Linked DNA regions of Mus musculus: region 1 is linked to region 2. The links are chromatin loops, found by intact Hi-C in ENCODE. Cell type or tissue: heart. All regions are shown on one strand. Each heading gives the region's core, and the rest is flanking DNA. Links, peaks and the distances in the headings are about the cores only. Region 1 overlaps Nol4l (nucleolar protein 4-like). Region 2 overlaps Ccm2l (cerebral cavernous malformation 2-like).

Region 1 (8,296 bases), core at 1-8,000, 340 kb after region 2:
CCATCGTGAGGTGAGGAGTGGAAACCATAATTCACCCTTGGGCACACAGATGCCTGGCCAAGAGAAGTGGCCCCTCAGCAGGTTACCTGGGGGCTGTGTGGGACCTGGACCAGCTCCAGACACACTATCCTGTCAAGCATCTCCAAGAGCCCAGGCTATGGCAAGCTGCTGGTTTTAAGGGCCAAGCCCCTCTGGGCTCTGGCTCCTGGACACTGGGTCTCATTTACCTCCCAGAAGATAGCTACATTGTGTGGGAGTTGGGGGAGACAGCCGTTCAGAACACACTTGGAGCACGTCCTGGAAAAGCCCACGCTGGAGTGTGAGGTAGAGTACAGGTGACCGTGTGACTGGGACTCTGTCGGATGGGATGGGTGGCTGCTTTTGTTTGTAGTGAGTGTTGGTGAGGTCCCTCTGTTTGGCAGTGTCCCTGTGGCAGCACTGGGATCTGCAACAAGACAGCCTAGTGGTGGAGTGTGGTGGCCTTCCCAAGGGTATGCTGGGCACTCGGGACAGTGAGCTGGCCCCCAACTCTGCTGGCCCCCAGCTCACATCAGTGTAGTGATATGGAATGTTAGGTACAGGGATCCATCCTTCTGATTAGACAGACACAGACTGGCAATCTGTACAAACACAAAAGAATCCATTTCAGAAAAATAAATTACTAAGGGGAGAGAAAGGGTCCACTTTTGCTCTTCTCAATAAATATGCAATTCTGCTCACCTAAGACTTGAAAGGTAATTATGGGGGGGGGGAGTTCTAACATCGTGGTCCACAAAGGTGATTCTAAATAGAGCTGTAGCCCCTGTGCCTTTTCAGGGGAACCTCAACCCTTTTAGAGCTGCCCCACTGGCCTCTTTCCAAGCAGGTCAGAGCACCCATGTGGTGAAATTAAAAAAAAAAAAAGAAAAGAAAAGTGTCCTTGTGCCCAAAGTCTCAGATGCTTGGAGTGCAGCTAGAAACAGCTCTTTTGGATCCCACCTCTTTCAGAAAACAGTGTACCAACTGGTGAGGCAGGAAGCTGGGTCCAGGCTGGGACAGCCTCCTGGCGTCGTGCACTCTGGGGGCCAGCAGGGTCAGTTCTGCTGTAAAATGAGGTTTTCCAGTTCATCTGCAGAACGCAGCAGGAAGGCTGCAGACTCTCGATAGCCTGCGATGAGCTGCCGCACAGCACTGATCTCCGTGGGGCTAAGCTGGGCTGTGGGCATGGTCCTGCTGGTGCTGTTGCTGGAAGGGGTAGGCGTGGGAGGAGTTGGGGTAGAGGCCCCGCCTTTCATGCTGAGGTCTGTGGGCCCTGTAGAGAGGGAAAGATGATTTAGAGTCTAAAGTTTAGAGGAAGCTGAAGCCCCTGCCTGCATCTGGGCATAGATTTGGAAGCCCTGGTCTATATCCCCAATGGCTATATTCCCAGTATTTAGAATGGGGCTTTGACATGGCAAGGGTTCTAGGCTAAGCTTTATTGTTAACCATATGACAGGCAAAAGAGAGGTGGAGAATTCTACCCAAAATCACATGGCAAGTGAACAATGGAATAAGGAGGCATGCATCAAAAACAAGGGCTTTGGTATCAGGCACAGCACAGTAGGCTTCCAACCTAGCTTCCTGCCTCTACCTATGCCGCCCATCAGACATACATCCCAGCTCTGGCTGCGGCTGAGGAAGAGGCACCTTGAGCCACAGAAATGTCTCCTATTAACTCCTGAGCCCTGCCGCTCTTCAAGGGGTAGTCATGGTTGGAACAGGACTAACAGTCCCAGGAAGCAACTGTGCTCCAGGCACTGTGAGAAAGAGCTGTTGGCATGTTTTGGAGGCAGTAGCATGGATGGGCCTTTTCCCCAGAAGGTTGAGAGGGGAGGCTACCATCCCGGTCTGGAGAGGCAGTGAACACCCTGCCCCTAGAGGGTTTACAGGTGCTTGTGGATGGAAGAGAGGCAAGGCTTGCTTTGCCTCAGCACCTCAGCTCTTCTTCCTCTGAGGAGTTTCACTGTCCCAAGTGAGGAGGCTGACGCTTCTGGGACAGAAGGGCTCAGAAGAGGACAGAATAGTCTGCTGTCTGTCCTCCACTGGCTGACTGTGGCAGAACAAACACACACACAAAACAACCAAACCCAAGCTCTTAAGATCCCTGGGGAGAAGGGGACTACAGCCACCTCTTTGCCCCATTAGAAGCTCCATGGAGTAGGCTGCCAGCACTCGAGTTGAGCAGGTGTATGCTCGAGTCCTTCTCTGCCACCTCATGGGCAATTTCAGAACTTCTTCGAGCGAGCTTCTGATTCCAAAACAAAGCAGGGAGCCGCTTCTTGGGAACAGGAGCTTCCATAAAGCTTGGGGAAGCCCAGATAGCCCAGCAGACAGGCGTTTCAGCCTTCTTGAGAACTAGCTGCAGAGCCTACCAGGAGAGGCACCTCAGCTGGCCTACTGGACATGGAAGTAAACTCCCACTAGACATGGAAGTGGCAGAGCTTGAAAGGCCTTGTAAGTATTAATCCCAGCACTCGGGAGGCAGAGGCAGGCGAATTTCTGAGTTCGAGGCCAGGGCTATACAGAGAAACCCTGTCTGGGGGGGGCGGGGGGGGAGGAATGAAGAGAGCTGGGGAATGAATGAGAGGCCTTGGTGACCCCTTGCCACAGCAGATAGTTCACTTTCCTGGCTGTAGCCCCTTTTTCCTGAGTCCCCTACCTGTATCCTTCAACCTGGAGGCCATCTACAGGAATATATGTTGTTCTGGGCCTACTTCCCTGTAGGTTTTGATGACCAGGCTTGTTCATTGCTGCATTTACATGGCTGTATTAGAGATGGACAAAACCTTGTCTTTGGAGACATCTACACTAGAAGTAACATCTAAGGATAAATTGTGGAAACAACTGTTGCTAAAGGAAGTCAGCACAGCTCTTTATTGGGAAAAGAAGTTGGCCTCTGTGGTTGTACTGTTGTTGTTTTTTAATTTTAATTTTTATGTGCATTGGTGTTTTGCCTGCATGTGTGCCTATGTGAGGGCGGCAGATCTCCTGGAACTGGAGTTACAGACAGTTGTGAGCTGCCATGTACGTGCTAGGAATTAAGCCCAGGTATTCTGGAAGAGCATCCAGTGCTCTTAAAACTGCTGAGCCATCTCTCTAGCCCCTGACTGGACAGTTCGTAAACACAGTTATTTTTCCCCATTTGACCAGAGAATGTAGATAGTTTGCTAAAAAGTTTCCTTGGGGATAGGGGTGTAGTTCAGTGGGTAAAGTACCCTCCCTACCACAAAAATAAATAACAGGTTAGAGAGAGAGAGCACTCCGCCGGGGGTTGGTGAAGTATCCCAAGATGGCTGGGCATAAACTTGCTCTAAAAACCATTGATTAGGTATCTTTTGTGTAGCTCATGCCCCAAAACCAGAAGGCAGTTGGAAATGCCCTGAAGTCCTGGAATGAGACCCTCCACCCCAGGTTGGCTAGTTTGTCTGAGAAACCACCTGCGATTGACTGGGCTTACTACAGGGCCAATGTGGCCAAGCCTGGCTTGGTGGATGACTTTGAAAAGCAGTATAATGCCCTGAAGATCCCTGTGCCTGAGGATAAACACACAGCCCTGGTGGACAAGAGGAGACGGGGGATGTGAAGAGCTGTGCTGAGTTTGTGTCTGGACCTCAGCTCAGGACCCAGGAGTGTGAGAAGCAGCTGGAGAAAACGAGGAACATAATTCCCTTTGACCAGATGACCAGTGATGACTCAAATGAGATCTTCCCAGAAACCAAGCTGGACAAGAAGAAGAAGTACCCGTACAGGCCCTACCAGCCCATTGAGAACCTATGAAGCAGCCTGGGACGGAGCCCCGGCCGACATGAAATAAAACATTTAAATAGTGAAATAAAATAAGTAAATAAATAAAATAAATAGCAATGCTCTTGGAATTAAGATATAGAACAGTGAAGTCTGTTAAAATCAAATATGGGAGGAAAAAGAGATGTGTATGTCAAAAACAGAGCCCAGCAGGCGAGTGGCTTCCATGGTGGCAGCTTCTGCCAGCTTCTAGATATCCCAATTGCAAGACTTGGAGGGGATGAAATAGATTTGATTTTCTCTGGTTGCTTTTGATCTAGGCAATGCCTGGGGGTAGCAGAGGCCACCTGCCACTGTCAGAGGTGGCCCCAGGTTTCTTTTCCCCCCTCTATCCCCAAATCTCAGCTCACTGTTCACTGCTGCTTAGAGAGCTCCCCAGCCCTCCAGTCCCTGATCTGATCTGGAGCCATTTCTGTACAGGCTCCAGTTACAGCTGGATTCTCAGGTTGCTAGTGGCCCCTAGTGGGCTAGTATGGGCACAAGCTGCCTAGTACCCCGGGTTAGAGGGACGGGGTCTGATTTTATCTGAGCTCATTTCTATCTCCAGTGACAACATGAGCAAAGTGAGGAGGATGAGCCATTAGCAGAGCTGTGGTAGGGTCCAAGCAGAAGCAAACAATCACCTGAAAGGCTGTGACTGGCAGGACAGTGGGAAGGAGGGATGGCTCTGTGACCCAGTAGCTACTGCTTATTTTCCCCAGCTGCTGGAGGCACTAGTGCTCATGGGAAAAGGCTGTTCCTAGCAAGGAGGAAAATGACCAGATCTCAGTCCTACCCATCTTCAAGGAAGCAGAATGTTCAGAGATGGGATTCATGGAGCAGATAGCTGCCTCCTGATCTCAGCTCTGGCTGTTGGTCGTGTCTTTCAGGACTCATACACTTGTGAGAGGCCAGGGAGCCACCACAACTGTGGTCCTAACACAGGCCATGCTGCATGTACCAGGTAAAGTTTTACCATGTGCTGCCCGGGCATGACTGGGCACCAGGTTATACCTTCCTCCATAGCCACTTAGTACTAGTGTTCCAGAGCATTCTAACTTTCCTGATCCTGAAACCCACGTCAGATACTCTAACTCTAGCAAAGGGACTGGAAGGAGAGTGGCTCTGGATCAGCCATTCTACCCCTGGTGTGCACCATGCTGGCCTGGCTCTAGGGATTAGGCCAGCCAGCCTCTTATTTTAGGTTAAGACGCATTAGAAGGGATGAGAGGCTAAGCCCAGGCAGGAACCTTCCAGACACCAGCACTTCCTTCCCAGTTGTGGGGCACAGTAAGCATGCAAGATGAAGCAAGGGGTGGGTGGAGATGGCCTGGCCTTTCTACCAGGGCTAGGAACCGGCCCTCTTCCTTGCTACCCAGGAACAGTCAAGGGGTCTCCTAAACCCAGAGCTCGCCTGCCAGAAAGTGCTTTTTCTTCTACCTGCCCCCTTAAGACAGCAGCTTGATGTCTTCACTTTCCTTCACTCCTTGGCCCCTGAATAACACAGAGGCACACTGCCTCTGCCCTGTCCCTGAAAACATTTTCATCACAGGGTTGGACAGAACAGGATGATGGAGGCCAGACACAGGTCACAGCCCTTGTATGCCTAGTAGCCCCCTGACCCTTCTCTCCCTGTTGCCCCTGCTAGAGAAGGTCTTGATGGCTGATCTGCCCCCATGTAAGACAGAATACCTCATGCCACCAGAGGTGTAGGAGGAATCTGTCTTCCCCCTCTTCCTCCCTCCCTTGGGGTGGGGAGTGGCACCTGCAGAGGTTCCTGGAAGCACTTGTCAAGCTGCCCAGTTTAGGTATGGAGCAGAAGAACCAACCTAATGTTTAACCATCTCCCAGACGACTTAAATGGGGGCACCATGGGTAGAGGGGCTGAGGCTAGACCAGATCCTGGCTCTGCTGCCAACTCACAGGGGACTTTCAGGGAGTGGAATCAGAGAGGTGCATTTGTAGTGACTGGCAGAAGCAATTACCATTGGAGATGGAAAAGGGAGCCCAGGCTTTCCTGACCTCATCTAAAGACTGACTGGTAATGGGGGAGCTGAGCCATTGTCCCGCTCTTCCCAAGGGCTTTTATGTAGAACAAGCTAGACACTGCTCTGGTAAAAACCAGGCCTGGCCAGGCATGGTGGCACACACCTTTAATCCCAGCCACTTGGGAGGCAGAGGCAGGTGGATTTCTGAGTTCGAGGCCAGCCTGGTCTACAGAGTGAGTTCCAGGACAGCCAGGGCTACACAGAGAAACCCTCTCTCAAAAAAAAAAAAAAAAAAACAGGCCTGACCACTACTTACCATTACTGTGATTTCCTGTCTGGAGGGAAGCAGAGGGCTGCAAGTTGCTGCTCAAGGACCCATAGCCACGGTAGCTGTAATTGAGGCCACCGTTGACATACACGGGGTCCTGGGAGTAGGCAGAGGCTGGCAGTGAGTAGGTGGAGTGGGTGATGGCTGTAGAGTCCCGAGAGTGCTGCTTATCCAGGGCTATGGGTTCTTCCTGCAAAGGAGGGATGACAATGCTAGGGAACCCAGGGGACAGAAAGCCTGGTCACTGTCCCTGTCATGAGGTAGGAAGAGGCTGTTTCCTGGGACCCACTGATATGATCTGGGCTGGGGTATCCTGTTGTTTCTCTCTCCCTGGGCACTTTGCCTCAGGGATCGCCCCTGATTGCATCTCTCTATGAACATACTAGGTTGACTCTATGCAGTGTAAAAGATCCTCTCTGTATGAACCTAGAACCTGTATCTCTTTAGTGCTGGGATTATAGGCGAGGACTTCCATACTCAGTCAGCCTTCCTTCCAACAGGTCTGCAATCTTAGCAACAAGGTCCTCCAGCACTCCTCACCCACCTCTTGGCACCCTCCTCTCTCCATCCTCTCTGCCCACCACAGTGCTATAACCGTAGGCTACATGATGGCTGCCCTGCCACCTCTCTGTCCACCCCCGCTGCAGGTGTAGACGGGATGAACAGTGGGTGAGACCCCTTTGCACACAGCCAGCATGAGCGCATACTTGTGAGGACTGGTAGATCTCCAGGCGCATCCTCTTGGCTGCCTTTCTCGTCTCACTCTCACAGGCAGCTGCTAGGATGTTCTCTGCCATGGCTGAGGTCAGATGCGGAGGAGTAGGTCTGGTCTGCAGGCACAAGAGACAGTGCTGGTGTTTGGGCTGGAAGGGTCCTGGTCAGGGGATGGCAAAGCAGGGGTTTGGACTCCAGTACCTGACTAACAGCCCGTTTTCCTCATTTGTGAAACAGGCCTACTGGGAAGTTGGGGTAAGGGGGTCTGGAGGGCAGTGATGGCGCCACAAGCCAGGGTGGCCAGGAGGGGGTACTCACCATCTCCATGCCGTTCTTCTTCATGCGGCGGCAGGACTTGAGGTATGTGCGGATGCGCTTGCGGGCCCGCTCCTGGAACTCAGGGAATTGCCGGCTGCAGGACTCGATGATGGCCTGGATCTTCTCCTTGGGCTGCTTGGAAATGGGCACCATGCGGTCCAGGTTCTCATCCACGAAGAGCCGCACGAACATCTGGGGAGACACAGGCTATGGGAGAGGACTGGCCCTGCCTTAGACCCATCGGTGTCCCACCAGCCCTGCCTGGTGCTCACGTTGAAGGCCTTGAGCCGCTCGGGGTCCATGCCCTCTGAGTCATTCATCTTGTCATTGTCCTCATGGTCATCATGGTCATCGTCATCGTCATCTGCTGCAGGGGCCCGGCCCACTGTCAGGTCCTCAGGACAGCCACTGACTTCAGTCTTGATGGAATCATAGCTCCCGGAGCTGTATGGGGGTGACTGAAACCAGGCAAAGCAGAGACAAATCAGGTGGCTGCCTACTTGGTCTCCCATGGTAAGCTTGAGGGCCAGGTCAGCAAGTGAACCCTACTTCCCACTGTGAGCTGAGAGCAACAGGTCTGCCCTCAGTGACCCCGGGCTACTGTCTGGAGGCCCAACTAAAGCAACACACAAGGAGGGCCTTGCCTTTTAGAGGCAAGGGGTAAAGTGTAGGAGCCACTTTCTTGGTGGCAGTGCCCACATCAAGACCTGCCATGCTGAGAGAAGGACACCAGAAAAGATTACAATCCGCCAGCCTCTCCTGTGTGCCAGGATCTGTTTGGGCTTCCAGGGTTCCTCCTGGATCCCCAGGGGACTGCAGCCTTGAGTTGACAAGTGAGCTGTCACCAGAGCAGCAAATGTGCAGTCTATGGGGGGGGAGGAGCAGATGGGCTGGGAAAGGGAGCCAGCCAAGGCAGTAGGGCCACAAAGCAGGGTGCAGTCCCCAGCTCCCAGGCCAGGCTGTTTCTGCCTATCTCCCAAGAGATTGCTCTGAAGCCTGGGGAAACAGGTGTTCAAGAAGGGGGAGAGCAGAGACAGCCAGCCTGCTACAGCCCAACTGTGAATGGGCAAGGACTTAAGCACTCTGCTCCCACACAGATCCTCCCCTCCGTCACACCACAGGCAAAGGTGGCAATCACTTCCTTGGT
Region 2 (8,327 bases), core at 99-8,098:
ATTCTAACTCACAAACAAGCAATAGCCTAATAAATGCCTAGCTATCCTCCACTTAGCCCTGGGGCCTTGGCCGTTCTTTGAATCTGGCTGGCAGGAGCTTCACCCTCCCTGGGTACTTAAAATGCAGCTTTACGATGTCCTACCTGCTGGTGTTCTTTCTAGCTCTCAGCCTGGAGTCTCTTTGCTTCTCCACCTGAGGGGGGGAGGGCGGACCTGCAGGGCTGCACCTCCCGCAGTTTTTAGGAGGATTAACTGAGGTTGTGGAAGCAAACCAGAGCTCATAAAGCCAGTGCTATAGTTACTGGGACTTTCCTGTCTCTACCAGGGCTTTGTGTCCCCCATCCGAAGACTGGTGTTCCCGAAGGCTGCACGCCAGGCTGCCTTCAGAAGCAGTGTCAGTCGCAGGCCCCTGCACTCTATGCCTCTTTATCCCCCTGACTACCTCATCGACCCCCACATCCTGCTGTGTGACTACCTGGAGAAAGAGGTCAAGGTGAGCATGGGACAAAGATGGTAGGGCAGGGGTAGGGGGAGCCTGGAGGCACACCAAGCCACACTCTGTGTCACATGACGGAAGCCTCCTGCCTTACTGTCATGGGCTGCACCCTCAGCAGGTGACATCCACCCAATGAGCTACCATAGGAGACTGAGTTCTGGGAAACTGTGCTGTGTTCCCAAAAGCTCAACCTACTCATGAGACTGATGTCTGCAGGCTCCCTGATTATTCAGTGTCCAAGTTAGGAGCAAGCGAGAGGCTGGGAGTGCGGCTTGGTGCTCGAGCACTCACCTGGCATTCTGAAGACCCCAGGCTACACAGCCAGCACAGGTCTGGGGGCGTGAAGGGCGGAGATAGGTGGATACCATAATGGACCCTCTTGCCAGGCAAGAGCTTTTCTTCCATTTTAAAACCACCGTGAAGGAGCATTGGGTAGGTTAACAGGTCTCCATCAGCCAAAGATTGGTGTGAAGTAAGATTGAGGCACTGAACAAACAGGCTGCTTGGTCAAATTTGAATTGCAGATGAGCAGTGATTATTTCCTCAGCATAAATATGCTCCAAATGTTAAATAGAACTAAATAGGTACAAAAAAAATCCTAAAAACAAAATTGTTGTTGAGCTGACATCTTGTATTTTATCTGGCAACTCTATAAATAAAGAAAAGCTAGAAAAAGAATTGTTTTAAAACCAAGGGCTGAAAGTTTACAGAATAAAAAGATGTGAGTGGTGAAATTCACCCAGATTCCTGCAATTAAAGTAATAAAAAGTTAATTCTCATACGGAATAACATTTAAATGATAATGTTGCTATAACTTGGAACACATAGGAGTCTGTATATTGACTGGGAATGTCTTTTTTTTTTTTTTGAAAAAATGATGTATTAATTCAGTGCTTCCTTCCATTTAATCTGCAATGAGGTTGTTAAAAGGATTAATAATGCGTGAGGTGGGGAGAGTCACTGGGCAAGGAAATTCCCAGGGTTCCTTTGAGCTTTAATAGTAGATCCCGGCCTGGGCCAGGTGTGGAGAGGGAATGGTTCGATGGATAAAGTGCTTGCTGGCAAATTTGGGGACCAGAGTTCCTATCCCCCAAACCCTTGTAAAGACAGGCACATGCAAAGCATGCATCCATAGTCCTGAAAATCCCACTGTGTGGAGGTGGGAGGTGGAGATGGGAGGACCTCTGGAAGCTCAGGAGCCTGAGTCTGGCATGTCATGTACAGAGAAGAGGCTCTGGCTCAGACGATGTGGAAGGGCAGGAGCTCATTCCCTGACTGCCGCACAGGGGCTGCAGCAGCATATGCCTGCAGTCACTCACAGGAACACACACACACGTACACGCATACACACATACACACACACACACGCACACGAGCACACACACACACATACACACACACATACACACACACGCATACACACACATACACTCACACACATACACACACACACACACGCATACACACATACACACACGCATACACACACATACGCACACACACGCATACACACACACACATACACACACACATACACACACGCATACACACACACGCACACACACACACACACACACGCATACACAATGATAGACTCTGGTCTATCATTCAAAGAGGCTCTAAATCTCATCTTCAACGTGGCAGTGGGGTTGGGGGGGGGGAGAAGCACTATATATTAGTGACTTTTACTTTCCTGAAGGGCCTTATAGAGTGAGATGACCATGTGTTAGTGTGTATCAGCTAACTGTTGGAAATGTGAACTCTGACACATGCATTCAAGCTTTCTCACTACCTCACAAGAGTCTAACATAGCCCAGGGAGGTCTTGAATTTGCTAAGTAGCCTTGGACTCTTTGTTTGCTTGTTTGTCAAGTCAGAGTTTCTCTGTGTAGCCCTGGCTGTCCTGGAACTCACTCTGTAGATCAAGCTGACTTCAAACGCAGATTTATCTGCCTCTGCCTCCCAAGTGCTGGGATTCAAGGAGTTCGACATGCCCACACTCCCATGGCTGACCCTGGACTCTAAACTTCCTGCTTCCACCTCCCAAGTGCTGGGTTACAAGCATGATCCACTATGACTTGCCCAGTCTTACCCTTTCTAGCTATAATCCTGGGCCAGGCTTTTAGTTAACTGTACCATGCTGAACCTTTTAAGCCTTAAAGTAAAAGTGAGTGGATGGGAAAATATATATATAAATTGGTCACCAGATCAACAAATTTGTTACCAGGTTGTATTAGCCAGGGTTCTTTAGGGCAACAGAACCGATGGAAGGGGCAGGGAGGCTTACAGGGTGTGGTCCAGCCATTCCGACACAGGCTGTCTTCTAACAGGAAAGCGTCTGGTAGTTGTTCAGTCTATGAGACTAAATGTCTCAGCTGCTCCACAGTCTTTGTGGATCTAATATTGAACGAAAGCCTGGGCAGCAGAACAGATGAGTTTGCCATCAAGACCGAGGGAAAGCAGGCGAACGTGAAAGTGTCCTTCTTCCATGCCCCTCCAAGGGCTGCCACCAGAAGGTGTGGCTCAGATTTAAGATGTGTCTCTCACTTCATATGACCATCCAATCAAGAGAATCCCTCATCGGTGTGCCAGGTGCTTGGGTCTGACAAGTTGACAACCAAAATTAACCATCATACAGGTTATTATTAATTTGAGTATTTCAGCCTGTCCTGCATTAACTCAGAGGCTAGAATCTCCCATTTCTCATCCAGTTCCTGGGTCACCTCACCTGGGTGACTTCCTCACTGAACCCCTCCAGCCGAGACGAGCTCCTGCAGCTTCTGGACACTGCCAGGGTGAGGTCCTGGGAAGGGAAGAGGGCGGGGTCTCTTTCCCTTTCCCCTCTCCTACTCCGAATTCCTGGGGACTCAGGTGATCCGACCCATCCCGCAGCAGCTGAAGGAGTTGCCTCTGAAGACCACGCCAGAGCAGGACAGCATCCTGAGCCTGTCCGCACGCTGCCTGCTGCTCACCTGGCGCGACAATGAGGAGCTCATCCTGCGCATCCCGACGCACGAGATTGCTGCTGCCTCCTACCTGCAGGACGACGCTCTGCATCTGCTAGTGCTTAAGACTGGTGCGGCGCGGGTAGGACGGGGTGGGAAGCCAACCTGCAGTGCTGGGACATTTCCCAGTGTTGGGCATCAGGGGAGGGACCCGAGGCTGGGAAAGGGATGGCAGAAAACCTGAGCACACTATTCTGAGACCAAGGGCAGGCAGAAGAAACCACAGGTAAGACCAAAGAGCTGGGGATTTAAGATGACCAGATAGAGAAGGTTGGGTAGGGCAGAGATGTTGGAGTCAAGAATTCAACCCCAGTTCAACGTTAAAGGGGGTGAGAGGTGGTTACAAGACATAATTGCTTGACTCTGATCTGACAGTAGGGGGCGCCCTGGCTAGGGGACCAGTCAGGTCTTGGAGGTTTCAGGTCAGCAACTTGGAGATGGGACTGAAGATAGCAAGGAAAGTCGTACTGGAAGGTGGGATGCTTAGACCAAGGTCTCCGTTCAAATGAAGGGTATGGATAAAGAGGACAAGTTGACTACCTCTCTCAACTCAGAAAGCAAGTCTGAGGAGGGCATTAGGGTGTGTTGGGGAGGGTGGAAACTTTGTGGCTGCCACCTGGAGGTCTAGGACAGAGCCAAGGCCGGAGGCAGAGTCATAGGCCTGGGGTGGGGACCGAATGCCCCGGAGCCAGCAGAACCGCCTGGAAGCTTAGTGCTGGGCAGGGCCTTAGCTCAGGGAACCTCAGAACTGCGAGGTGGCCCTCCGGGTGGCCCCAGAAAGCGATATCCTGCTACTGAGCCCCCAAACCCCTTCCTTCCCCAGGTCTGGGGGTGGACCCTGTGCCCGCGGGCATGGATGGCAGCCCGGGAGGTTCGGGTCGCGATCCCGGCCCTCCGGGCGCCGCGCCCGAGAAACGACGGGTAGGCACAGCCGAGCGACGCCACACCATCTGCAGCCTGGACTGGCGCGTGGCGTGGGGCGGGGGCGCGGGCGCCGAGGCCCGGGCGGCGGGAGGCGGCGGCAGCCTGGAGCGGCAGCGCGCGGGAGCGAGGGCGTCGGGCAGCTGGGAGCGGCGACAGACGTTCAGTGGCAGCTGGGAGCGACGGCACGCGGGCGGAGGTGCGGGCAAGCCGGGTGGCAGCTGGGAGCGGCGGCAGGCGAGTGGCGGCGTCGGCGGCAGCTGGGAGCGACGCCACCCGGGCCCCAACCCGCTGGATCCCCAGAACCACAGCCCCGACGCCTACTGCAACCTGGTCATTCTGGCTGTGGCAAACAGGGTGAGCACCTGGCGGTGTTGGCACCACTGCTGACAGTCACTATCATACTAATCACAGCACATGTGAAGCGCCGACCCTAGACAGATAGGGCACAACATTAACACTTAATCCCCACAGCAGCCCCTAGGGCAAATATGACATCTATTCCCATTCCTAAGAAAAGGAAGCTGGCTCAAAGTTTAGGTAACTAGAAGTCCTGCGGAAAGCAGGTGAGTTCAAGATTCGAACCCAGGAAGTGCAAAGCCTTTCTCTTGGTAACCACCCAAGGCAGACGCTTTGCCGTCATTCGTGCCTGTCCTACCTGTCTGTCGCCTTCCTGTACTCATTCACCCTTGCTCTCACTAACGTGATGATGATAATTTAGTTGTTTTTGTTGTAGTCTTTCGAGATAGGATTCCTCTGTGTAGCCCTGGCTGTCCTGGAACTCACTCTGTAGACCAGGCTGACTTCCAACTTAGAGATCCATCTTCCTCAGCCTCCTGAATACTGAGTTTAAAGGTCCACACCGCCATGCCTGGCTTGATGGTATTTGTTGAGTGCCAGCTGTGTGCTCCGCATTGGGCCAGATGCTGTGGGTGAGGTGAGTGAGCCGTTTGGTGTCCTCCCTTAAGGAGTACCCAGTCTAGCCGGTACTTTCAGCATTTCCTCTGCGCCAGGTTCCAGGGATCTGAGTAATGAGTGTGCCTGTCTACAGGGAGAGGAGGTCAATCCCAGGGATGCAGCTCAGTGGGCCCCACCCCCACCTGAGATAGATACCATCCAGCCCTCCTTCCCTGCTCCCCCACTCTCACCCTGTGCTCCTTTCTTTCCAGCCTCTTAAAGTCGGGGTGGTCCAGGAGTTAACCTCAATCTTTTCTCCTTTATCCACACTTGTTTCTAGGTGACTTCTACTCTGCTGCCTTCTAAAACCCAGAGTACACTCTGAATTTCACCTCTAACCAAATCTCTGCTCCTCTTGTCTTTTCCAGGGTCTCCTTCTCATTATGAATGAATTTGTTTCAAGCTGAGCCCCCAATCTCCTCTCAAACCTGAAGTGTCTTCACGTGCACATTTCATTGAATGGTTTCCATCCTTGGTGGCTCAGGCTGAAACCTTGCAGTGGTCCTTGGTCTGTCTCTCTTCTCTCTGTGTCTCTCTCTTTCTGTCTCTCTCTCTCTCTCTCTCTCTCTCTCTCTCTCTCTCAGTCTACTCTGTCAATAAATTCATTGGTCTTATTTTTAAATATATCCAAACCCTATGCCCACACCATTCACTGTCCATACCCAGCTCCATCGTCTCTCTTGGATAACATCGCTGTGCCCCCACCCCATTGACTCAGTCCTTCCTCACATTCTGTACTCCACTGTCTCATCCAACACAGCCTCATCCTGGAACCTTGACTAGGGAGGGCGATGAGGTCATGAAAAGGGGGCGGGGCGTACAGATGTGCAGAAAAGCTAGGATCACATGGGTCATGCTGGCTCTAGTAGAAGTGAGTGTTCTGTGTGACAGGGGATGGAGGAAGAGACCCTGTTACAACAGGAAAGGTTAGTTTGTACTGTTTAAACCAAAGCAAGGAGAAGAAACAGCCTGTAGATCCACGGGCCTGAAAACCAGACAGAGGCAACACTGTGCCTTGGCTGTTCCACTCAGCCATGGGGTCCTGGCCTGGTGGTAGAATGAATAAGTAAGTGAGTTGCTCTCCAAGTGTCTGAGCCTCTGGCCTCCTGTCTGATGCTCAGTGATCTCACACACAATGGTCAGAGTTAAAATTCCCAATGCCAGCATTAGCTGACGCCTTGGGCCTGTGGTGAAGCCAAACAAATCACACAAGTCCATAAAGCCTCTGAGCATTCAACTATAAAACGAGCATCCTCCCTGACCTGTCCTGTCTATGGTAAGGTTCAATCCTGGTTTAAACAGCAGTACCTGCAATGACCACAGATACCCATCCTGAGTTACAGTTGAACATTTACCTTAGGATTTTTAGAGCCAGATTTTCGTAAGCATGGTCTTTGTCTATCAGTTACTGCTTTCTGTGTCTCTCACTTGAAGAGGCGGATCCCTCCTCCTCAAACGTGCACTCTCCAAAGCTTTGCTCAAGCCCCTCTTGATTCTACCAGGGACACTATTATTGTTTCGCTTCCACAATGGCATTGGGCACAGAGCAGCCCATAGCCATATCCTGCGTCCAGTAATAGTAACGGCACTGAGCCTACAATTTTGATTCTTTGAAGTGTCCCTCCTCCTCCTGCTCCCATCTCCAGACAGGCACTTCAGCTTCTGTGCCTGTACATTTAGTTAAACGAACCCTTATGTTAGATAAATTTCATGATAGGCCATGACTCCCCTGGAAATCTGAAATTTGCTTTCATGGCAGAGAAGTTCGAGTTGCCTCTAGATTCTATAAAAAGGCCATAGGAACAAGAGAGGAGCCGTATAATTTTGAGGGGAAATGTGTTTGAAGTTGGCTTATGGTGTGGTTGTTAGCACTGGCTCACGCTGCATCTGAGGACATAGGCATGTCCTGGGGGGGAGGGGCAAGTAAGAGCCTGAGCTCTCCTCCTGCCCCTGGACCAGGATGCCGCTGAGGAATCCTGTGCGCTCATCTGTCAAGTCTTCCAGATCATCTACGGGGACCAGAGCATCGAGTGTGTAGACCGGGCCGGCTACCACTACAGATCCACACCAAAGCGGCCATGGCTCTCCAGCTGCAGTGCGTATCTAAACTCCCACAAAGCACTGGGAGAGGCTGCATGTCCTGATAGTCAGAGCTGATGAAGGCCTTTGGGAGTTCTGAGCTGGACCCCGGGTCTAGGGGTCCACTTGATAGAATGTCATTCTTCTTGATGACCTCTTTAGCGATGACCTGATGCTCAGGTTGTCAAGTTTGGGATGAGTTTGAACTTAGGCACTTGAACGTCTCTCTTGTTTTGGGTGTCCCTGCTTTGCAGAAAGTTCAGCATGTGTACTGTCGGCTAGCTGAGCCATCTCACCCCATGAGATTCCTAGGGCTGACATTTCCAGATTAGTCCATGTATGCAATCAAGGGTTGGAATTAAAGTGAGACTAACAGGGACATTTGTTGAGTGCCAGTTATATGCCAAGCACAATAGCCAGATGCCAAGTCTTCTTGAGTCTTTATGGCATCTTACCTTTCACATTCACTTAGCACAGACGTGGACACCTCACAGATGCTAGAGAAGTAGTCTTCAGAGAAATGAAAACTGCTCAGTCCCCAGGCAGGTGAGCTGGCTCAGTGGGGAAAGGGGCTTGCTGCCAACCTTGACAACTGAGTTTCAAAAGTTTCCCCCACGACCTCCACATGGGCACCATGGCACGTGCAAACTCAGACCTAAGCACATTAGTTAATAGTCCCAAGCTTTTGGGACGATGAGGCAGAAGGATCCGAGTTTCAGGTCAGCCTGAGCTGCAGTGGAGAAACTTTATCTTTAAAAAGAAGAAAAAAGATCTGTGCATGGTGGTGATATACATCTTTCATCTCAGCACTTGGGAAGCAGAGGCAAAAAGATCTCTGAGGTCAACACCAACCTGATCTACTGCAAGTTC

The links. Peaks named below come from ENCODE experiments on the same cell type or tissue, not always from the same donor. Only the 100,000 strongest peaks of a DNase experiment are listed, where the experiment ranks them.
Region 1: it touches region 2 in a loop (1.8-fold over the local background); 5 of 42 quality-filtered maps call a loop at or near these places.

What each region holds. Positions count from the first base shown.
Region 1 is chr2:153,410,539-153,418,834 of GRCm38, forward strand. It overlaps Nol4l (nucleolar protein 4-like), which reads right to left. Exons shown (of 11, transcript NM_001134300.2): 7 at 7,422-7,607; 8 at 7,150-7,341; 9 at 6,825-6,947; 10 at 6,106-6,307; 11 at 1-1,291. The coding sequence ends at 1,074. It also overlaps the pseudogene Gm14472. Among named protein-coding and RNA genes, the nearest start is that of Asxl1, 69 kb to the left of the region's middle. In heart, for the core only: a CTCF peak has its summit at 4,285 (motif pointing left); a DNase peak (open chromatin) is centred at 4,272.
Region 2 is chr2:153,067,435-153,075,761 of GRCm38, forward strand. It overlaps Ccm2l (cerebral cavernous malformation 2-like), which reads left to right. Exons shown (of 10, transcript NM_001372363.1): 2 at 326-493; 3 at 3,207-3,290; 4 at 3,388-3,571; 5 at 4,324-4,778; 6 at 7,338-7,473. Among named protein-coding and RNA genes, the nearest start is that of Ccm2l, 5.6 kb to the left of the region's middle. In heart, for the core only: a CTCF peak has its summit at 3,878 (motif pointing right); no DNase peak of the experiment used is centred there; H3K4me3 peaks cover 1,376 bases; H3K27ac peaks cover 576 bases; H3K27me3 peaks cover 6,995 bases.